2 separate regions of the Homo sapiens genome follow, and region 1 is linked to region 2. The links are chromatin loops, found by intact Hi-C in ENCODE. Cell type or tissue: HepG2. All regions are shown on one strand. Links, peaks and the distances in the headings refer to the core of each region. The heading gives the core; the rest is flanking DNA. Region 1 has its middle 48 kb from the start of LINC00475. Region 2 overlaps CENPP (centromere protein P).

What was found. A loop is a pair of places that touch in the nucleus more often than their neighbours do. Peaks named below come from ENCODE experiments on the same cell type or tissue, not always from the same donor. Only the 100,000 strongest peaks of a DNase experiment are listed, where the experiment ranks them.
Region 1: a loop joins it to region 2, with 14 times the contacts of the local background. A loop is called at or near these places in 2 of 110 quality-filtered maps.

Annotation. Positions count from the first base shown.
Region 1 is chr9:92,181,246-92,197,311 of GRCh38, forward strand. It overlaps the pseudogene PRSS47P. Among named protein-coding and RNA genes, the nearest start is that of LINC00475, 48 kb to the left of the region's middle. RefSeq lists enhancers at 6,231-6,430, 7,476-8,219. In HepG2, for the core only: a CTCF peak has its summit at 8,326; a DNase peak (open chromatin) is centred at 8,326; H3K4me3 peaks cover 780 bases; H3K27me3 peaks cover 348 bases.
Region 2 is chr9:92,451,045-92,459,044 of GRCh38, forward strand. The region is part of intron 5 of CENPP (centromere protein P); the gene reads left to right. ASPN (asporin) reads right to left here. Exons shown (of 8, transcript NM_017680.6): 8 at 5,161-6,441. The coding sequence ends at 6,244. Among named protein-coding and RNA genes, the nearest start is that of ASPN, 27 kb to the right of the region's middle. In HepG2, for the core only: a CTCF peak has its summit at 4,407 (motif pointing left); no DNase peak of the experiment used is centred there.

The DNA.
Region 1 (16,066 bases), core at 3,779-11,778, 270 kb before region 2:
GCAGGGCTGAGGGCACTGTGGAATGTCCAGCAGGTAGGCAAAGTGTGCTGGCCCTGAGGCTCCAGGGGCATGACCTTTGCAAGAGAGGCTGGTGGGGAACAAGGCTGGAAGGGAGCTGGACTAAGGACTTGTTGGCTGAGCCCCACCAGGGCTGGGCATTGGGCAGGCTCCCTGCTCCCCCTGGGGTACAGATGACTCTGTGAGGAGAAGGGGCCAGGCCACAGCCAGAAAGGAGGAACAATGAAGTATGTGGACGTGGACAGGAAACCAAGAAGCCTGGGGCTGGCTCCCGCTGGGCAGGCAGGTGGGCTGAGCTCCCTCCCACTACTCAGTTAGCTTGCCGGGCAATATTGAAAACAGTGCTGCCAATGAGCCCTTCCCACGGGCCAGGGGGACTCAGGGCTCAGACTAGGGGGAAGGAAAGACCTGGTTCTAGTTTTCAATCTATCATTTTGCTAGCATTGTGGTCTTTGCCAAACATATCCATTTCCAAGGGCTTGCCATAACACACTGCCACCACCTTGGTGGCTTAGAAGCAACAGAAATGTATTCTCTCACAGTTCTAGAGGCCACAAAACTGAAATCAGTGTGCTTCCAGGGACACACTACCTCCAAAGGCTCTAGGGGAAGACCCTCCCTTGGCTGTTCCAGCTTCTGGCGGCACAGGCATTCCTTGGCTTGTGGCGGCATCCCTCTCCTCTCCATGTCTTTCTGCACATGGCCATCTTCTCCATGTGTGTCTCTATGGCCTCTCCCCCTCTTTTAAGGACACCAGTCATTGAATTTAGGGCCCACCCTAAATCTAGGATGGGTTCATCTTGAGATTCTTAACTAATTACATCTGTAAAGATCCTACTTCCGAATAAGGTCACACTCTGAGGTTCCAAGTGGACGCCATCCTTCCAACCACCTCATGGAGGAGGCCTTGGAATCCTCACGCAGCTGATGAGGACCCAGGCTCAGGAGGTGAAGAGAACATCCCAGGTCACAGGGCAGGCACATGTGGTGGAGCAATGTCTCTCATTCCAGGGTCCCAGCACTTTCCTCTCTGCCCTACAGTGGTGTCTATGCAAAAGCTCGGCCCACAGATGTCAGCTTAAGAGGCTACCACCTGTGGGAGAGGTTGTGGAGGCAGGGTTGGCCTTGGAGTCGCAACACCTGGGCCCAGGTTGTACTGCCTCACTTAGGCTAGCCACTTTTCCTCTCTGGGCCTCAATTTCCCCACCTATAAGATGGAACATTACAGAAGGTTGAAAAGGATTTTCACACCATGTATCTTACTGTGAACTTATGTCCGGAATACATAAAGAGCTCCTAGAAGAAAAAGACAGACAACCCAACAGAAAAATGAGAGGAGAAAAAGAACTTGAAGGGAAACTTCATAAAGATATCCAATAATAATAAACATACAAAAAATTTTAAGCCAAAAACTACACACTCACCAAAATGGCCAAAATCAGAAAAGATGGAAAGGAATAAAAGTTGGTGAGAAAAGAAGCTCTCATCCTCTGCTAGAGGGAAGGCGGTTTGCTATCCTCTGCCAAAGCTGAACACACAGACACATCTTTTTATCTAGCAATTCTACTCATAGGATTCTATGCAATAAAATATATTCATCTGTGTCCCAAAGACAAATACAAACATGTACATAGCACAGCTACTTATAATACCTCCAACTTGGAACCTACTCAAATACTTATCCAATGTAGAATTCAACTCACACAATAGCGCGCTGTCGAGCAGTGAGAAGAACACACCATAACAACGTGTAATAGTATGGACAAATCTCAGAAATACACTGTTAGGACACAAGAGAGTGCTGACTGTAAATTCCACTTACAGGAATTTCAGAATCTACGGTGTTAAAAGTGAAGGTGTTTGTTACCCTTGGGCGTTAGTGATAAGAAGGAGGCACATGGGTGCTTCTCGGGTGCTGGTAACATGTTGTATCAGTGTGGGAAAGTTCACCAAACTATATACTTATTAATTATGTACTCTTGTGTATATATATTATGCTTTAATAAAAAGTTTAAAATATATTAAAAAATGCTGTTTGAAGATCCTTCCAGCAGATGTTCCTGCTGAGATGCGCTGGGGAAGGGGCTAGTCTAGGGGAGACTTCTGAGGGATGGAGCCCAGGGAGGACACTCAGAGGAGAGGAAACAGGAATTCCAAGGGACACCACAAAGAAAGCAGAGGCAACACAGAGACCCGTCCCAAGGGAAACTGAGGCCAAGAGAATATGCAAAGGAAGAGAGGAAATGACCGTACTCACTTTGCAGATGGACTTTCCTGTCGAGAAGTCCCCCCCCACACAGCATCTCCTCGTGCAAAGCTTAGGTCTCGCCTTTGCCAGTTCTTTGCCCATATAAGGTATTACAGAGTGTGTTCTCAATGAGGCCCACCTTGCCCTCCTGGAGATAGAAGGGTGGTGACAGTTGCACTGAATAGATAAGGGGGAGATCAATGACATGTCCTGTAGGTTAACTAAGAAAGTTCAGGCTACTCTGAGCCCCTACTCTGTCTGACTGCTAACCACAACCCCCCAAACATAGGTTTTCTCAGAACTGCTGAGCTTTAACTGCTGCTTCACTCTACTACCCATCCTTGATAAGCTTCTCTTCTTTTTCTCAAACCTTTGCACATAGTCATCCTATTCCCTCTACCTCTCTCATAGCAATAGATCACACCTCTCTTATTCTACAAGAGGCAAATCCCACCAACACATGACTCATTTATTGGAACTTAGCAACTATTCACTGACCAACTTACTCTTTCATGAACCATCCCATCCATTCTCCCTCCATCTATCACTAACCTTTCTTCTCCACCCATCATCCCATCCACTCACTCACCCATTCCTCCATCTACCTATCTTCCCACACCTACCCATTCATCCACTCACTTTCCAGATATTTGCCCATCCATCCATCCTTGCAGCCATCTCTCCATCGAGCCCTCCATCTCTCACCCACCTATCCTCCTCTCCACCTACTGACACATCCACCCACTGACACATCCACCCACTCCATCTGTCCACCCCTCACCAATCCTTCTATCTACACATCTATCCAAACATCCATCTACCAACTCAAATATCATCCATCAATCCATCCATCCATCCACTCATCCCTCCACTTATCCTTCCATCCATGCAGTCACCCATCATTCTAGCCATCCATTATCCATCCATTTATCCATTCATCCATCCATCCATCCATCCATCCATCCATCCATCCATCCATTCACTAACACAATCACTGATCTATTCACTCATCTATTCAGCTATCCTGGTGCTGTCTTTTACATGCTAATGATATAGATAATTTTTAGTAGAAAGTGACAGATTATATGAAATAATAAATTAAAAAATATTTTAGATTAAGTGATATGAAGAAAATAAAACAGGAAGATGTGATAGAGGGGGTTGCCTATTTTAGCTCACATGATTAAGTAAAACCAAGAAAAAAAACTGAATAGTAAATGTAAAGAAGTGACTCCTGCAAAGATGAGAATGACAAGCAAGCTAAGAAAAAAAAAAAACAGCAGCTAAAGGCCCCGAGATAGAAATAGCCTTGAGATGTTCAAAGAGTACCCAGGAGGCCCAAGAGGATGGGGTGGGGTATGTGAAGGCTGCAGTAAAAGATGGGGTATGTAATGGCTGCAGTGAAATATGAAGAATGGAAAGGGTGCATTGGAAGGTGGGATGTGTCATGACTGGAGCAGGAGATGGGGGATGTGAAGGGTGCGGTGGGAGGTGGGGGATGTGAAGGGTGTGGTGGGAGGTGGGGGATGTGAAGGGTGCGGTGGGAGGTGGGGGATGTGAAGGGTGCGGTGGGAGGTGGGGGATGTGAAGGGTGCGGTGGGAGGTGGGGGATGTGAAGGGTGCTGTGGGAGATGGGGGATGTGAAGGGTGTGGTGGGAGGTGGGGGATGGGAAGGGCGCGGTGGGAGGTGGGGGATGGGAAGGGTGCTGGAATTGCAGGCATGAGCCACCACGCCTGGCCATGTGTCTGGATTTCATTTTGCACAAATGAGAAGTTACTGTAGAATACTGAACCGGGAAGTGACATGACTAATATTTAAAGTAACACTCCGACACCCACATGGAGCCTACAGTGGGGGCACAGAAGAATGGAAGCTGGGTGACCAGTTCCGAAGCTACAGGCAAGAAATGGTGGTCTATCAGTGTCATGCAGCACGGTGGTACCAGCCCAGGAGCACCGTTTGGGATATTAAAACAAGTATATGTTGCCTCTACCCTCAAGGTATAACCAGATGTATGTGTGAATGCTGGGGACCAGCCAGCAGATGATCAGGGAGAATCCCCTCCATCTGGCAGTCAAAGGCCATGGATGCTAGCAGAGCCCCACTCAGTGAAGACATATTCTATCAAAAATACGTACAGCACCTCTGTTGAGAAATGCTAACCCTACACATAATTAAATATATGTTCTTCCTTTTTCCCTTAACATCATACCATAAGCATTTCCCTAAACTGTAAACACTCCTTTCTTCAATAAACACTCTTGTGTATAAATCTTTGCTTACATTTCTTTCCTACTCATCTAACGATGAAAACACACACAACTCTCTCCTCTGTTATTCAGTCACGTAACAAGACTGTGAAGTAGATGAATGACCCAGGTTAGGATAAGAGCAACATGAGGTTCAGAGAAGGTCAAGAGTTCTACGTCGCAATCATTCTAACTGGATCATGCAGCCTCAGACTGCAGAGCCACCATGTGTTTTCTCTCCACTCTTCCCAAGCACCTTCCCAAGCAAGGGACGATCCAAGTGTTTGGTGGTGACCTAGAATGGGCCAGCCCCCAAGCATGTCTTTGGAGTTCAATCGAGTCATCTTAGTCCCATGGCTGACTAAAACCTTAAAATAGTGGCTCACGCCTGTCATCCCAGCACTTTGGGAAGCCAAGGCAGGCAGATCACCTGAGGTCAGGAGTTCAAGACCAGCCTGACCTACATGGAGAAACCCTGTCTCTACTAAAGATACAAAATTAGCCGGGCATGGTGGTGCATGCCTGTAATGCCAGCTACTTGAGAGGCTAAGGCAGGAGAATTGCTTGAACCTGGGAGGCGGAGGTTGCAGTGAGCCGAGATCATGCCACTGTACTCTAGCCTAGGTGACAGAGTGAGACTCCGTCTCAAAAAATAAATAAGTAAATAAATAAATGAATAAATAAATAAAACATTAAAAAGAAGAACCATGAAGACTCAAAGAACCCAGATTCTGGATTCTCAAAAGTTAAAGATTCCCAGACTTTCAGAGCCTGGGACTCAGGGAACTCTAAAGCTATGGGATCACAAACTTTCAGAAGTAGAAAGGCCCCAGCGTGGTGGTCCTCACCTTACCGGTCATGGAAATGAGGCACAGAGGGCCAAGTCCAGTGGCTTCCTCTTTGCCTGGCTAAGCCATCCTTCCTTCTTCCCCTCTGCCTCCCTCTCCTTCCCCTCCCTCATCCTCCCGCCTCTCCCACACCCCTCTTATGGTCTTCGGTGAGCATTCCCCAGCCGGTTATCCAACAGGACACGTTACTGGGCAGCTGCATGTCCCGGGATGGGAGGCAGACAGGGACAATGTAGGAAGTGAAGTTCATAGGCAGGTGCAGCTGCAACATGGCAATGTCACTCCCAAAGGGGTGGAGCTTCTCAAAGTCTGGATGGGTGATGATCCGGTGCACAGACATCTTCTGGGTGTGCTGGGTTTGATGATACAGTTGGATGTTTCCCAACAGAACCTGATAGTTCTTCGGGGCCTGGGATTTGCTGGAGGAGGAAGGGCCCATTTTTACCATTCTCTGAGAGTGCGGGGCAGCACTCTCTTTTTACATCCACTTGTAACTGCCCACACACCTCTGGGTCCTTCTCCCCTGACATGATTCTAGGCAGCTTTGTATCCCCCTTTCTGACAGTCAGGAGCTCTTTTTTTTTTTTTGAGGCTAATGGCTATTCTACTCACAACCTCAGGACATATGGCTTCCCCAGCACACCCTTGAATCAGAGGAGCAGAGAATCCTAGTGCCAGGAAAGTCCTTGACAGAGTCATCAAATCCAGCCCTTTTATTTTACACAAGAGGAGCTCTGGCTTAATTCTGGCTCCAGCCTGATCCTTCCGAAGGCTACCTATGACCTGCTTCCTGGCCTAACCACCTTTCCTGCTCTCCCCAAGGGTGTCTTCCCCACTGTTGTAAGCACTCATAAAGGATTTGTTCAATGCCCAGATGAGTGCATGAAACTGATGCTCTTCTTGTTCCTGAACACAAGTAATGAAACTTCTGACCTTTGTGACTTTGTTCACATGGGTCAGCTGCCAGGAAACCCCTCGCCACACTCCCCATACCAAAGCCTCCCCTCTGGCAATCCCCTGCAGCTCCTCATCCTCCCTCAAGACTACAGCATCTCTCTGGATGACCCTGCCTCGGGTCAGCTCTTCTCACTCACTCTGGGCTTTCTCTCCTGCATCCTGCTTGTTGGAGCTTGTGCCTCGCCTTCCCATAGAGACACCTTCACTTGGGGTCTTGCCACACTCTGTGCCATAGAGGGTCTTGGGTGGTGTGACACCCAGGAGATGCTCACGGTGCCCAATAGTTGGAGTCTCAAAGCCACTAGGTGCCCAAGCTGACTCCATACCTGGACTGTGATGCCTTCCTCTCCCTCTGGGTCCCTCCATGACTGTTCAGAAGCTGGGCACTGAGTCAGGCTCAGGAGGGCCAGAGGAGTAGCACCCCTGACTGTCCATGTCATTCTCCAGGGTCAGGGGGCCCCACTCTTCCCACCAATACATGCAGCCTGGCACAGCTCCTTCCAGGCATACAGTTTTACAGAAAAAAAGCATCGCCTGGCTGCTGGCTACCTGCAGAGTCCCCAGTCCCTGCCTGGAGTCTGACTCACAGGAGCATGGTGCACACTGAAGAGAAGCCCTGCAGGTGGCCAGCACAGACACTGCCAATGCTCTCACGCATGTCTGGGTTGAGCAGACAGACACAGGGGCCAGGGAACTCCCTGCCAGAGCTGAGGATGAAGGATGAGGAGGTTCTGGGCAGATGGAGGGACAGTGGGTGGAGAGTGGGGAGGACAGTCCTGGTGGAGGGGACTACGGGTCAACGGCAGGCACTGCATCAGTTTGGTGGCAGCAGACTTCCCCAGAGCAAAGCCCAGAGGAGAAAGACATAACCCCCCCAGCCCCCTAACCCTCGTCCCTTGCATCTTCCTCCCCATCAGCCCCTCTGCTGGGGCCCAGGGAGGGAGGACTCACTTGAGAAAGCAGTGGGTAGTTGATACCAGCCAGCAGGAGTCGATGAGGACAGCTCCACAGAGGTGCGAGCCCCAGTAGAGCAGGCTGGCCTGCCATGGCCACTGGCCAGCTGCTGCGTCCCGGCCACCATAGATCTTCCCCACCACCTTAGGCTTCCCACACACTGTGGAGACACCCCGGTCCACCTGTTAGAGACACTAGTGGTGCCCATGAATGCCACCCCAGTGAGGCCTCTGCTCTCTTCACAGATGGGAAAACCAAGGCCAAAGAATAGGTGACCTGGCCAAAATGACTGAGGGCTACTCCAGCATCTGCCTTCTATGGCCACTAGCAGGACCAGATGACAGAGTACAATTGAGCAGGCTCTGTGGGAATGAGGGACCAGGGGTCTGGCAGGCAGGGCAAGGCTGACCCAGGGTGGCCACAGCAGCTCATCCGGACCTGCCAAGGACTGGTGGACTGGAATCCAGCCCTGGGACTTTACTTCCCTCCATCAGAACACCTGCATGCCTACTTTGCAGATCAAAGAACTGAAGGTCTCGGGGGTGTCCAAGTGGCTGTGCCCACCCCCGCACCTCACTCCAGTATCCCAGGGAGAGAGATTCTCAGGCAGGAGTCTGTTGTGCTGTGTGACTTGGGGAAACTTGCTCCCTCTCTCTGATTCTTGATCTTCTATTTTTAGAAGGTGAGAGGGGGTGGGGCTGATGTGGACAGCCTTGGTTCTGAGACTCACAGCTGGGAGGGGGAGCTGCGGGCCTGGACCCCTGAGGGGCAGTGTCCTGATCCCTGGCCTACGCTTCCAGGCCTCAACAAGGGGACATGAGACCCCAGGGCCCACCCCACTCCCGGGGCCCAGCAGCAGTCCCGGTGCTGTCTCCCTCCACCCAGCCCCGGCACCAGGCACCAGGCCCTGGCACCCCGTCCAGTTTCGTGGGCCCCACACCCAGTCCTGGGACCAAGAGCGGGAAGCCTGACCCACCTTGCTTGATGTCGTCTCTGGAGCCACCTGGCTGGGAGGGAAGGAGAGAGAGACAACGGATTCGGGTGACTTCCGGCCCTGGCACCAGGCCCAGAGCCCCGGCCTTCTCCCCACCGCCTCTAGCCTGCAGTTCCCCCATCTCTCCGCAGACGCCTGCCTCTCCCGGACACTCCTTACCTCATCTGGTCTTGCCGAGCCCTCGACCCCCTGCCCCCGTGGCCCAGTGGCCCCCTCAAATGCCCCCTGCCCCCTGCCCTCTGCCTCCGAGGCCGGCTCGGCCCCACACCCTCTGCTTCAAACGGACCTTGGGCTCTGGCTGCGGGCTCCCGGCCCTGCTGCGCCCCCAAGCTCTCTCTGGCCTCCCCCGGAGCCTGCGAGGGGCTGGCGGCGCGGGACTGTGGGGCAGGGGCGGCCTCTGGGCTCAGGAGCAGCAGCGGCAGCAGAGACCAGAGCAGGGGCCCCGGCTGGGCTCTGGTCCGCGTTGACCCCACACCCATCATCGCCTGACACGAGGACAGAAGGAAGGGGAACTGGAGCTGACCCTGACCCCCGAAACAGGCGGTGACTCCTGGCCCTGACTCCTGGGAAACAGGTCCTGACCTCGCCCTGACCCCAGCCCCAGACAGGCGCTGAACCCGTCCCTAACCCCCTCCCAAGACAGCCCCTGACCCCGCCCTGACCCTCCCCATGTCCGACCCCTGAGACCCAGGAAGCAGTCTTTTGCCAAAGAATTCCTTAGGCAGCGGCAGGTTCCAGAACAAAGGAGAGGGTGAAAGCTGCGGGGAGCCTGTCAATCCTTCTTTCCACTACAGAGCCAGGTGTCTGGGAGGACCTATGGTGCGCTGCCTAGCCCACCGAATGAGGCAGGGACAGAAGGCGCTATGGCTGTAGGTTGCCGTCACTGGGCCAGTGTAGCCATCACCTGGCCCGGCTGTGAGGCCCCATAGGCAGCTGTCCATCTACAGTGTCTGGCAGGTTTTTGCTGGTCAGCAGCTGAGCTAGTGCCAAGAAGGCCTCTTTCTCCTTGGGGAACATCAGCAGGACAACAGCGACCTGGCTCACACCCTGGCAGTAGCCCATGTCCTGCAAGAGTCAAAGTCACTGCGCTAGAACCTCACCTGGCAGGGCAGAGGTCACCTGGGAGGATAGACCTCACCTGAGAGATCTGAGGTCACCTGGGAGGCCTAAGGTCACCTGAGAGGCCCCCATCTCAGGCCTTGCAGGATTTGACACTAGGCACCCTTCTCCTGACAGAATAAGCCCAAAGCACACAAAATAAAGCCTGCTGCCTAGAAAAGAGACAAAAGAATGTTGTGTTTGTTTTGTGCTAATGCTGTTTAATTTTGTAGCAAACCCTGACAATGCAACTGAGGCCCTTTTAAGATTGTCTGCCAAGTAAGTAGTGAGATCTTCAGGGCACCTCAGTTTCTACATTATTAGGGTAAAATCTACATACAATGAAATGTAAGTATCCCATGTATACGTTTGATGAGTTTTTATTTCCATCCTGGTTGATTTTTTTAGTTTGCACACACGAAAGTTCAGTCTCAGGGCTGTGCAGTTCCATGGATCTGAGCCAATGTGTAGAGTCTCCCATCCACCACTCCAGCAACAAAAGGAGCAGTTCCTACATCCGCAAGGTCTCCCATGCATCCCCTTTGGAGCCAACCTCTCCCCACTCCATCAGCTCCTGGCAACCACGGATCTGTTCTCCATCCCTATGGTTCAGCATTGTCCAAAATGTTCTATGAATGGAATCATATCACGTGTGCCTTTTGCGTCTGGCTTCTTTCACTTAGCAAAATGCATCTAAAATTCATCCATGTGGCTGGGTGCAGTGGCTCACGCCTGTAATCCCAGCACTTTGGGAGGTCGAGGTGGGTGTATCACCTGAGGTCAGGAGTTCAAGACCAGCCTGACCAACACAGGGAAACCCCGTCTCGACTAAAAATACAAAAATTAGCTGGGCTTGGTGGCACATGCCTGTCATCCCAGCTACTCAGGAGGCTGAGGCAGGAGAATCAACTGAACCCGGGAGGAAGAGGTTGCAGTGAGCTGAGATCGCACCATTGCACTCCAGCATGGGCAACAGAGCAAGACTCCATCTCAAAAAGAAGATTCATTCATGTTACTGCATGATCAATAGCTTGTTCCTTTTATCACTAAATTGAATTCTGTTTTATGGATATACCACAGTTTGTCCATTCCCCTGTTGATCATTTTGGCTGCTTCCCGTTTTTAATGACTAGGAACAAAGCAGTGAATGTTGCATGCAGGTTTTATGTGGACATACTTTTCAAATCAGTTGGGTAAATATCTATGAGTGCTTTCGGGTTCCATGGTAGGCGTATACTTAGCTTTGTAAGAAACTGCCAAACTTTCTTCCAGATGCTGTATCATTTTGCATTCCCCCAGCAGTGGATGAGAGTCATTGTTGCTCCACATTCCCCCAGGCCCCGCCTTTTCCCTCCAGGCATCTGTGAAACGCACAGTGCACACCCAGCTGCTCTGGCCTGGCCCCCAGCCTCACCTCAGCACCATTTCCTGCTGCATCACTCTGGCTGCAGCTCAGCGGCTCTTTCCCCCTGGCCCTCTGTCCCCACCCCGCTCACTGTTCACTGGGTGATATGGTTTGGCTGAGACTGGATAATTTAATTCCATCTCAAATTGTAATCCCCATAGTCCCCATGTGTTGAGGGAGGGCCTGGTGAGAGGTGATTGGATTGTGGGAGTGGTGTCCCCCAGGCCTGTTGCCATGTAAGATGTGCCTGCTTCCCCTTCCGCCATGATAGTAAGTTTCCTAAGGCCTCCCCAGCCATGCAGAACTGAGTCAATTAAACCTCTTTCCTTTATAAATTACTCAGTCTCGTGTGGCGACTTTATAGCAGAGTGAAAACTGACTAATACACTGGGCCAGTTCCTTGTCTCTCTGTAGATCTGGGCTTGCATATGCGTACCTAGGAGTCCCTTCTCCTCACACTCTCTGTTTTTTGTGGGTTGTTGTGGCTTTTGTTGTTTTTGAGACAGGGTCTCATTTCGTCGCCCAGGCTGGAGTCCAGAAATGTGATCACCGCTCACTGCAGCCTCAACCTTCCAGGCTCAGGCAATCCTCCTGCCTCAGCCTCCCAAGTAGCTGAGATTCTACAAGTGCATGCCACCATGCCCAGCTAATTTTGTGTGTGTGCGTATTTTTGTAGAGATGGGTTTTACCATGTTACCCAGGCTGGTCTCCAACTCCTGGGCTCAAGCGATCCTCTTATCTTGGCCTCCCAAATGTGGAGTCTTAATTAGGGAAAAGGAGTCAGGCTGGTGGGACCAAATCAAAGCAAAGAGATAAAGCAGATAAGCTGTAAATATGCTTTTCTTCACGGTTCAGGACATATAAACAAAAAGAGAAAGCAGAAGAATTATAGGTCTGTTTTTCCTTATTGCCCAGGACATACAGACCTCCTGAACAAACAACATACATAACTCTCAAATTTCTGCTTAGCATCAAATGCCTCAATTTATCAAACATCCTGGCTGACAGAAGAGTGCAAGTTTGCAAGTTAGTTCCCAAGTTCCATTCTATAAAATCCTCAGCAAGCATTTGTTTCCTGGCAGTTAGCTTCTCTCTTGCAGGCTGCCCATTGCCTTATCACAATGTATTTTCCTACTTTCTTTAATACATCTGCCTTTCTCTACCTACAGCTGTCTTGGTAGTTTCTTTTACCTCCACGCCACCAGCCCAGATAGTCGTTGCTCCCCGGTGACACTTGGGTGGCCCATACGGGGACTCTCTCTCCTATTGGGAAACTCTCTCCCCTCTCTCTTTTCATTTCCCAACTCAGGACCCTTAGCGGACAAAGTCTAAGCACAGAGGCAATTGCAGGTCTCTGGTCGGAGTGACACGCTGGTGAGACTGAAAGGTGTCTGTGTGGAAGCATCTAACCACCACTGCCCATTCAGGTGAGAGACCTAAGGGTTTTTTTGTTGTTGTTGTTTGCTTTTTTTCGGTCTTTCAGAGGCTGGCTTCTAGTATCTCTCTGGCAACTGACAGTAACTGGCTGGAGCTACTCCCCAGTGTTCCCTGAAAGCCAAAGAGTGAACAGGGCTAGCTATACCACCTATAAGGGTGAAAGGCTCTCTCCTATATGTTCTGGCTAGAAGTCCCTAACCCCTATGTGTAACATGACTGACAGCAGAATAGATTTTTAAATCAACTTTATTAAAGCATACTTTATATACTATGAAATCCACTTATTATATTTTAGAGTTTAATGAGATTTGACATAAGTATGTGCCAATGTAACCATCACTACAATCCAGGTATGTCATATTTCTACCACTTGAGAAGGTTCCCTGTGCTTTCTCCAGTCCATCATGGCCCACTTCAACCTCACCACCCACTGGGAAAAAAAAGAAAAAGAAAGGAAGGAAAGAAAAAAAAAGAAATATGGTCCCAGACAAGCATTGATCTGCTTTAGATGTCTTTTTTTTTTTTTTTTTTTGGGATGGAATCTCACTCTGTCGCCCTGGCTGGAGTGCAGTGGTGCGATCTCAGCTCACTGCAACCTCTGCCACCCGGGTTCAAGCGATTCTCCTGCCTCGGCCTCCCAAGTAGCTGAGATTACAGGCGCCTGCCACTGTGCCCAGCTAATTTTTGTATTTTTAGTAGAGACAGGGTCTCACCATCTTGGCCAAGCTGGTCTTGAACTCCTGACCTCGTAATCCACCTGCCTCGGCCTCCCAAAGTGCTGGGATTACAGTCATGAGCCACCATGCCCGGCCTAGATGTCTTTTTCATACAAGTTGAATAGTAACACAGGTATATTTAGGGATCTGGCTTCTCTCAGCATAATGTTTTGGAGATTCATCCATGTTGATGAGCAATAATAATTATTCTTTTTTCCCTCTGAGAAGTAGTACATTGTAAAGATATAACTCAATTTATTAACCTTTTCACAGACATTTGGATAGCTTTAAATTTTTTATTGTTATAAATAAAGCTGCTAGGGGCATTCCTACATAAGCTTTTATATGGACATATGCTTTCATTTTTTTTCCCGGTAACAACCTAGGAGTGCAATTTCTAGGCTGTTTGGTAAATATATATTTGATTTATAAGAAATTGCCAGCTGGGCATGGTGGCTCACACCAGTAATCCCAGTACTTTTGGGAAGGCAAGTTGAGAGGATTGCTTGAGGCCAGGAGTTTGAAACCAGCCTGGGCAACATAGTGAGACCCTGTCTCTACAAAAAATAAATAAATAAATAAATAGTTTTAATTAGCTGGGCATGATGGTGCATACCTCTAGTCCTAGCTACTTAGGACGCTGAGGCAGGGCGATCACTTGAGCCCAAGAGTTTGAGGTTATAGTGAGCTATGATTGCACTACTGCACTCTAGCCTGGGTGACAAAGTGAGACTCTGTCTCTATTTAAAAAAAAAAGAACTTGCCAACCTGTTTTGGAAAAAGATTTTATCCCTTTGCATTCCCACCAGCAGAGTTTTTGTATGCTCTGAATTCTGTCCAACACGCTGTAGTATCAGTCTCTGAAATTTTAGCCATTTGAATGATAGTATAGTAGTATTTGATTGTGGTTTTAATTTGCATTTTCCTGATGACTAATGATGTTGAGCACGTTTTCACATGGTTTTTTTGGCCTATTTCTCTATCTCCTTTTCTGAAGTATCTATTAAAGACATTTACCTTTTTTAATTGGGTTGTTTTTTATTATTGAGTGATAGAAGTTCTTTATATATTCTGGATACAAGTCCTTAGTCAGAAATAAGTTGAATGTTTAGAAATAAAAAATGCATGGCCTGAAATTAATATTTATTATGGGCAATAAATGGCAGAATAAAAGATTAGTGAGCTTGAAGACACAGGATTAGAAATTACCTAAAATGAGAAATGACACAGAGGGAAGAAAAGAGTAGAAAACAGAGAATCAGTGATGTGCATGGGACAATTTAAAGGGGCTTAATATAAATTTAATTGAAAACTCCAAAGGAGGCAGGGGCATACAAAAATATTTGAAGAAATTAAGGCAAAACATCCCCAAATAATGAAATCCATGAACATACATATCCAAAAATCGCAAGAAATGCAAAGAAAACTACACCATGCACATCATAATCAAATTACTTAGGCTGGGATCTGTGGCTTATGCCTATAGTCTCAGCACTTTGGAAGGCCAAGGCAGGAGGATCACTTGAGGCCAGGAGTTGAAGACCAGCGTGGGCAGGTGGTGAGACCCCATCTCTACAATGCAAAATAAAAAAAAAAAAATTACTTAACCAGCTATAAAGAGACAAAAGGAACTAGGAAAAAAAAGGAAAATTTACAGGGAATAAAAAATAAGAATAAGGGCTGGGCATGGTGGCTCACGCCTGTAATCCCAGCACTTTGGGAGGCCAAGGCAGGCAGATCACCTGAGGTCAGGAGTTTCAGACGAGCCTGGCCAACATGGTGAAACCCCATCTCTACTAAAACACATACACACATACACACATACACACACACACACATACACACATGCGCACACACACACACACACACACACACACACACAGAAATTGGCTGGGACCTATAGTCCCAGCTACTCAGGAGGCTGAGGCAGGAGAATCGCTTGAATCCGGGAGGCTGAGGTTGCAGTGAGCCAAGATTGCACCATTGCACTACAGCTTGGGCAACAGAGACAGACTCCGTCTCAGAAAAAAAAAAAAAAAAAAAAAAAAAGAATGAAACAAACTTCTTATCATAAACAATGGAAGACAGAGGGCAATGGAACACTGACCTTTAAACTACTAAAAGTTTCTAAAAAGCTGTCAGCTCTAAAGTAAGGGGGTAGGGAGACAATAAACATAAAAGCAGAAGCCAATGATATATAACACAGAAAAAGAGAGAAAATTGATTTTTTAGGACATTAATGAAATCAATAGAAGAGAGGAGGTGGAGCAAGATGGCCAAATAGAACCTTCCAGTGATGGTCCCCCTACAGGAACATCAAAATGAACAATGATCCACTCAAGAAAGTACCTTCATAAGAATGAAAAAATCAGATGAGTAATTACAGTACCTGGTTTTAACATAATAATGACAGAGGCCTGGAAGAGGGTAGGAAGGACAGTTTCACATTGCCTACAGCATCCTTTTCCTAACCCCAGGCAGTGCAATACAAAGAGAGAATCTATGTTCTTGGGGGAAGGAAAGTGAAGTGAGTGTAGGACTTTGCATTGGAAATCAGTGCTGCCCTGTCACAGTGGCCCATAACACAGGGCAAAATTCTGCTGGTGCCCAAGGAGGGAGTATTTGGACCAGCCCTAGGTCAGAGAGGAATCCCTCATACCAGCGGGAGGAAACTGAGTCCCAGCTGGCTTAACCACCAGCTGACTAAAGTAGCCTTCATCTTGAATAAACATCAGTGGCAGCCAGGTTGTAGTGGCCATGGGCTTTGGATGAGCCTCAGTACTGTGCTGTTCTGGAAAGCTGTGGGCTTCAAGTGCCATTCAACATGGAGCCAGCTATGGTGGCCATGGGAGTGCCTACATCACCCCTCCTTCAACTCCAGGTAGCTCAGTGTAGTGAGAGACTCCTGATTAGGGGAAAGAGAGGGAAGAGAGTGACGAATTTTGCCTGGTAACCCAGGAAATTCTCTCTTATCTTTCCCAAAGCCACCAAGGTCACATGTCTATGAGTCTACAAGAGTTGCAGCATTCCTGGACTTAGGGCACTCACAGTGCTAAAACAGCTAACAATGACCACAGGCTTATGTAACAACACTCAATCCCATTTCAATTACTGAAAGCCTTCTCAAAAAGGATGGATACA
Region 2 (8,000 bases), core at 1-8,000:
TTGCCTGTTCACTCTGATGGTAGTTTCTTTTGCTGTGCAGAAGCTCTTTAGTTTAATTAGATCCCATTTGTCAATTTTGTCTTTTGTTGCCATTGCTTTTGGTGTTTTAGACATGAAGTCCTTGCCCATGCCTATGTCCTGAATGGTAATGCCTAGGTTTTCTTCTAGGGTTTTTATGGTTTTAGGTCTAACGTTTAAGTCTTTAATCCATCTTGAATTAATTTTGGTATAAGGTGTAAGGAAGGGATCCAGTTTCAGCTTTCTGCATATGGCTAGCCAGTTTTCCCAGCACCATTTATTAAATAGGGAATCCTTTCCCCATTGCTTGTTTTTCTCAGGTTTGTCAAAGATCAGATAGTTGTAGATATGCGGCGTTATTTCTGAGGGCTCTGTTCTGTTCCATTGATCTATATCTCTGTTTTGGTACCAGTACCATGCTGTTTTGGTTACTGTAGCCTTGTAGTATAGTTTGAAGTCAGGTAGCATGATGCCTCCAGCTTTGTTCTTTTGGCTTGGGATTGACTTGGCGATGCGGGCTCTTTTTTTGGTTCCATATAAACTTTAAAGTAGTTTTTTCCGATTCTGTGAAGAAAGTCATTGGTAGCTTGATGGGGATGGCATTGAATCTATAAATTACCTTGGGCAGTATGGCCATTTTCACGATATTGATTCTTCCTACCCATGAGCATGGAATGTTCTTCCATTTGTTTGTATCCTCTTTTATTTCATTGAGCAGTGGTTTGTAGTTCTCCTTGAAGAGGTCCTTCACATCCCTTGTAAGTTGGATTCCTAGGTATTTTAATCTCTTTGAAGCAATTGTGAATGGGAGTTCACTCATGATTTGGCTCTCTGTTTGTCTGTTATTGGTGTATAAGAATGCTTGTGATTTTTGTACATCGATTTTGTATCCTGAGACTTTGCTGAAGTTGCTTATCAGCTTAAGGAGATTTTGGGCTGAGACAATGGGGTTTTCTAGATATACAATCATGTCATCTGCAAACAGGGACAATTTGACTTCCTCTTTTCCTAATTGAATACCCTTTATTTCCTTCTCCTGCCTAATTGCCCTGGCCAGAACTTCCAACACTATGTTGAATAGGAGTGGTGAGAGAGGGCATCCCTGTCTTGTGCCACTTTTCAAAGGGAATGCTTCCAGTTTTTGCCCATTCAGTATGATATTGGCTGTGGGTCTGTCATAGATAGCTCTTATTATTTTGAGATACGTCCCATCAATACCTAATTTATTGAGAGTTTTTAGCATGAAGGGTTGTTGAATTTTGTCAAAGGCCTTTTCTGCATCTATTGAGATAATCATGTGGTTTTTGTCTTTGGTTGTGTTTATATGCTGGATTACATTTATTGATTTGTGTATATTGAACCAGCCTTGCATCCCAGGGATGAAGCCCACTTGATCATGGTAGATAAGCTTTTTGATGTGCTGCTGGATTCGGTTTGCCAGTATTTTATTGAGGATTTTTGCATCAAAGTTCATCAAGGATATTGGTCTAAAATTCTCCTTTTTTGTGGTGTCTCTGCCAGGCTTTGGTATCAGGATGATGCTGGCCTCATAAAAAGAGTTAGGGAGGATTCCCTCTTTTTCTGTTGATTGGAATAGTTTCAGAAGGAATGGTACCAGTTCCTCCTTGTAGCTCTGGTAGAATTCGGCTGTGAATCCATCTGGTCCTGGACTCTTTTTGGTTGGTAAGCTATTGATTATTGCCACAATTTCAGAGTCTGTTATTGGTCTATTCAGAGATTCAACTTCTTCCTGGTTTAGTCTTGGGAGGGTGTATGTGTCGAGGAATTTATCCATTTCTTCTAGATTTTCTAGTTTATTTGCATAGAGGTGTTTGTAGTATGCTCTGATGGTAGTTTGTATTTCTGTGGGATCGGTGGTGATATCCCCTTTATCATTTTTTATTGCGTCTATTTGAATCTTCTCTCTTTTCTTCTTTATTAGTCTTGCTAGGGGTCTATCAATTTTGTTGATCCTTTCAAAAAACCAGCTCCTGGATTCATTAATTTTTTGAAGGGTTTTTTATGTCTCTATTTCCTTCAGTTCTGCTCTGATTTTAGTTATTTCTTGCCTTCTGCTAGCTTTTGAATGTGTTTGCTCTTGCTTTTCTAGTTCTTTTAATTGTGATGTTAGGGTGTCAATTTTGGATCTTTCCTGCTTTCTCTTGTGGGCATTTAGTGCTATAAATTTCCCTCTACACACTGCTTTGAATGTGTCCCAGGGATTCTGGTATGTTGTGTCTTTGTTCTCATTGGTTTCAAAGAACATCTTTATTTCTGCCTTCATTTCGTTATGTACCCATTAGTCATTCAGGAGCAGGTTGTTCAGTTTCCATGTAGTTGAGCGGTTTTGAGTGAGTTTCTTAATACTGAGTTCTAATTTGATTGCACTGTGGTCTGAGAGACAGTTTGTTATAATTTCTGTTCTTTTACATTTGCTGAGGAGAGCTTCACTTCCAACTATATGGTCAATTTTGGAAAAGGTGTGGTGTGGTGCTGAAAAAAAAGTATATTCTGTTGATTTGGGGTGGAGAGTTCTGTAGATGTCTATTAGAGACTTAGACTCCCACACAATAATAATGGGAGACTTTAACACCCCACTGTCAACATTAGACAGATCAGTGAGACGGAAAGTTAACAAGGATACCCAGGAATTGAACTCAGCTCTGCACCAAGCGGCAATTCTTTCAAAAAGGGATTGAATTGTGAATGAAAGAGAAATAGTATGGTAGCTTAAGGGAAACGAAAATTGAAATTTTTTAAAAAAAGCTTTTGGAATGCTGGGTGTGGTGGCTCACGCCTGTAATCCCATCTACTCTGGAGTCTGAGACAGGAAGATCACTTAAGCCCAAGAGTTTGAGACCAGCCTGGACAATTTGTGGAAAGACCTCATCTCAGGAAAAAAAAGAAAAAAAAAAAGTTTTTGTTTTAGTGACTTCTAAATACCTCATAATAGTTAAAGAAAATCACTTCAGTAATTTAGTCCTTCATAAACCCAATAAATAGTAAGTCACTTGTTTTCAATCTTTAATGGATTTTTCCAGTGGGTAATATTTTGTATTCACCAGAAAATGTGTTTTTGGCAGTAAATGTTAATGCAGTTTTGGTTGTTTATGATTTTTATTAGTGATTTGTTTTTTGCAAACTTAAAACCAAAAATGGCTAACAGCTGGAAGATTGAAAATACAAACATAAACCTCAGTGAATTAATTGCAGGGATTTCAAGAATCATTTCCAGTATTTTAAAATTTTGGTTTTGTCTTTTCTTTTTGTAAAAAGATTAACTTGGCTACTTTAAGCTCCACTATTCAGATCATAGATAAATCTGTCTTTTATTCTAACCTTAGTATTTACCTTATGATTTTAATGATGAATTTCAAGATGTTGGGTTTTTTCAATGTCAGTAAACATTTTTTACTTTTACATATGTTCTTATAAGTGCCATGATATCACAATTTTTTGTTACATTGTAGAAAAATTTATTTTGTTTATTAAAGCAATTGAAACTTTAGAATATTTTAATTTTTGAGTGATTATTATAGTATTGTTTTCTTTTATCTTTAAGGACTTCATGATCTTTTATTTTTCTTTGTAAATGTTTATGGTTTACAAAGCATTGCATATATATTTTTATCATTTATTCTTCATAGCAACCTTGTTCAGTGTTGTCACCCCTACCCTTTATAGGTGAGGAAGCAGGCTCAGAGAGGTGGTAACTTGCCCAAGACTATAAATGGAACTGGATTTCCAAGGCAAAGTTCTGCAACCCGGGACACTGCTGGTTCTAGCACTACTGGTGGTGAACATTTATTATTAAAATCATACTATCATCATCCCTCTACTCATACCATGGTCTTCCCTCTTTTTTTGCTCAAAAAAGTAGCAGTTTTGTTCTAGGTTTCCAGATATGTCATTTTAGAAATTGACTAACTTTCCTGTAAAGCCGTTGTTTGCAACCTGCTGAGATTTTGCCCTACCTTCCACCACTCCCTGCAGGGACATTTGTCAATTTCTGGAGAAATTGTTGTTTGTCAAAACTATAGAGGTAGAGGGGAGGCTGGATGCAGTGGCTCATGCCTGTAATCCTAACACTTTAGGAGGCTAAGGCTTGGAGGATTACTTGAAGCCAGGAGTTCAATATCAGCCTGGGCAACAAAGTGAGACCCTGTCTCCACAAAAAATTAGCTGAGCACAGTGGTATGCACCTGTAGTCCCAGCTACTTGGAAGCCTGAAGCAGGAGGATTGCTTGAGCCTAGGAGTTTGTGGCTACAGTGTGCTATGATCACACTGCTGCACTGAAGCCTGGGCAACAGAGCAAGACTCTGTCTCTTAACAAAATAAAAAACAAACAAAAACCTGTGGAGGGCAGGGGACGCAGGTGTTACTGCCATCTAGTGTGTAGAGACCAGGGTGCAACTAAAAGATGTACAGGGCAGCCCCTGCCGCAAAGAATGACCTGGCCCAAAATGTCAAGGGAGCCAAAGTTGAGTAACTCCACTGTGAAGAATAAGACTTTATTTACCCATTCTTAACCTCGAAATCCAAACCTCCATCTCTTGTATATCTGTAATGTTGTTCTTTCCCCCTCGCCCCCAAGTTATTTAAAATCTTGTTTTTGATGTAGCTTAATATAAAGGTGATTATCTTTCATAGCATAGGAATTACATGGTGTATTGTTATTATTATATGTATTAATAACATGTATTATTGTTATTAAGAATTTACATTAGGCCAGGCTCAGTGGCTCACGCCTGTAATCCCAGCACTTTGGGAGGCAGAGGCGGGCAGATCACGAGGTCAGGAGTTCGAGACTAGCCTGGCCAACATGGTGAAACCCCGTCTCTACTAAAGATACAAAAAATTAGCTGGGCATGGTGGCATGTGCCTGTAATCCCAGCTATTTGGGAGGCTGGAGCAGGAGAATCGCTTGAACCCAGGAGGCGGAGGTTGCAGTGAGCCAAGATCAGGCCACTGCACTCCATCCAGCCTGGGCTACAGGGCGAGATTCCATCTCAAAACAAAACAAAAAGTAATAATAATTGACATTAATACTGCTCTAAACATGTTATATATAGATTAGAGTTTTCTGAAGAATAGTTTATATTGCTGGGTGGGTGAAGAAAAATAACATCAAAGCACAAATATTTTATTTCAAACCAATATTTTTAATGAAAATTTCCCTGTTTTCTGATTTTACATATGTTGAATGCCAATAAGAAATACATAAAGAACTCTGAGCATTTATATAGAGCTTTCGGTTTCTGTCTGTTTAATTTGATGCTCTGCTTATTCAGTTATACTAGATGTGTTTCTCAGAGTTATCCAGTCCATACGTATTTGAAGAGACAATTTGGTGTAGAATTGTTAGTGTCCAGGCTCTTCCAAGCAAGGTCTTCCAAAGGGATATCTCAAAAATATTCCTTAGAGTTGAAGTGGCAATGTTATATAGCCTAACAATTTTCATGCTATTAAAAGCTTATAATAGCGGATCATTAAAATGCGAGTTACAGATTTTATGAAACACTACACGTTTTTACAGAGATTTTTAAATCAGGTAATAATTAAAAAAAAAAAAGCATATGCTATAGCCCCAAACCAGCTCTTATGAGTAGCATTTATCAAGTTGGTAATGAACATTTACTGAAGGCTTTATTTTAAGAAATTAGTTTTAAACATAAAGACGGGCTCTAAGACATGATAAGGTAATTTCAATAAGATTATATCAAATCATACTTTAAGATGATTAAAAATATTACAGTACTACCCAAGTTACTAAAGAATAAGAATAGTGTAATGCACTCTTCACATTACTGTCTTTGTTAATTCTGTTTTTCTAACAGCAAATGAAAGAGCACAAATTTTGCTAAGTCAAGCATTCCATTTACAGTACAGTTCTTTTTAAAATATGCTTGATAACAAAGTGTTAAATACCGAATATCTTACTTTTTTGTTATGAAGAAAGGAATGGTCAAGCATGAGATTTATGTAAGATCATTTGTACGCAAAAAGAAACTGCAATAGATGCTTGTTTCTCTCAACCCTTATGTATCAATAGTTTGGCAAAATTCCGTTGAAATTTCTTGTCATAAAATAAGTCAGTGGACTTACCACTTGAGAATAGATATTTGCTTGTATATATAATACTACCATTATTAATAGAGTTCAAGTATTCCAAATGTAGGGATTTTTGAATCTTATATTAAATGGACATTACCAATTACTAATTATTACATTCCAAAGTTCCCAAGCTGAACGCTCATTCTGCTCAAAACACAACGAAATGTTGCAGGTTGCATTTCCCAGTATTTCACCGGGTTGTTGAATAAACTTATTGCACTGTATAAAGATTTCTTCATCTTTGGCACTGTTGGACAGAAGTCATTTACTCCCACTCTTGCAATTGAATTAGAATGAAGGAAGATTATCTGTTGTAGTAGGAAAAAAGAAAGGATTAAAAATACCCAGTAAATGTAAACGGAAGATACTCTGTAGTCGCCATTTGTTTGTGGGTTTATTCATCTGTTTATTTTACATTGGCTTGAATGTATTTTCAGGTAAAGTAGATGTACTCACTTATGCATGTTAAATACCTATTATAAAAACTCAAGCTCATGTGTTGTACACAAAAGTGTTGGGGAAGGACTCCCGCCAGGGCCCAGAGCATACTGCCTGGTCACATGGGTCGCTGTCTCTCTCTCTCTCCAGATAGATAGATAGATACATACATACGTACATACATACATATATACATAAATACATACATGCGTAATGTTTACTTTTATAAACATACATATTTTTAAATATACATATTTATGTGTATATATATGGTTACTTCAGTGCCATATTTACAATAATGCATTTAAAACATTAGAAATGATCAGAAGAATGAAATTTAATGCTCTAAGAATTAGGCTCACAATTTGATTGTGAAGAATTATTAGCTAGCATTTTCTGTGACCAAAGGAGAATTTTTCTAAGTTGTTTTGTAGAAAGATCTATCAACATCCTAAATGCAGAATTGTAATATAGCATCAATAATTGAAATCACTTGATCTTATGTACACCAGTGGACAAGTCACAATTTTACAGGCCGTGTACATGTCTTTTTAAATTAAATTCTTACTCAAAAAGTATGGTAAATAGAGGAACTTTCCCTCATTCCCTTTAACAGCCCTTCTAATTTCTTCTTTGGCCTTTTTTGGTAACAGTGAGATTTCTGGGAAATAAAAGCAATCTACTTAACTGACAGCATTTTTGTGTACTGAAGAGCAGAAGTCTTTTGCTGGCCAACGTGGGATATCCTCCCTGGCTGTTGTTACCTCTAGATTCTGCCTTTATGTCTTAGTAAGACTGATATGAGACCAATCATGAAAATTCTAGGCATTGCTAAAACATTTAAGTTTGGTGTTCAGTCCCCCAGCTGCTCAATATAAGTGCAAGGTATAGTTTACCATAGTACTGATCTCACTGGGAATGAAAACCTGCTGGACATCAGTGTGTTTACTTTGTGGACATTCATTGAAATATATGCTTATGACATGTGTTCTTCTGTTTGTGTTATAATTCTATTCATTTAATTAATGCTAGCAAGAGTATAGGTAGATTTAAGAGAGACCAGAAGCTGGAAGCAGAGTTGTGGAGCAAATTAAGCAGAAATGACATCAGGGATGGGGCAGCTTGAGAGAGGACGGACTCAAGTTGTAGTCACTGGCTAAACAGACATCCAAATGCAGCATTTGGAAAAGTCAAAGCAAAAGTTGTGATCTTGAGATTAGCACCTGCCTATATTACATTCATTTTGATGGTTTGTATCTCAAAGGAGTACAGTGAACGAAACTTGTTTAAAGATACACCGGAAAGAAAAAGAGAAGAGGCAGAGTGGCTTGTTGCCCAGTTTTGTTCTCAAGCTCCTTGGAAGATGAAAACTTTTGTTCTTGGGAAGATCTAAATCTTTATTAGATTCTCCAAGGAATCTGTGGCCCCT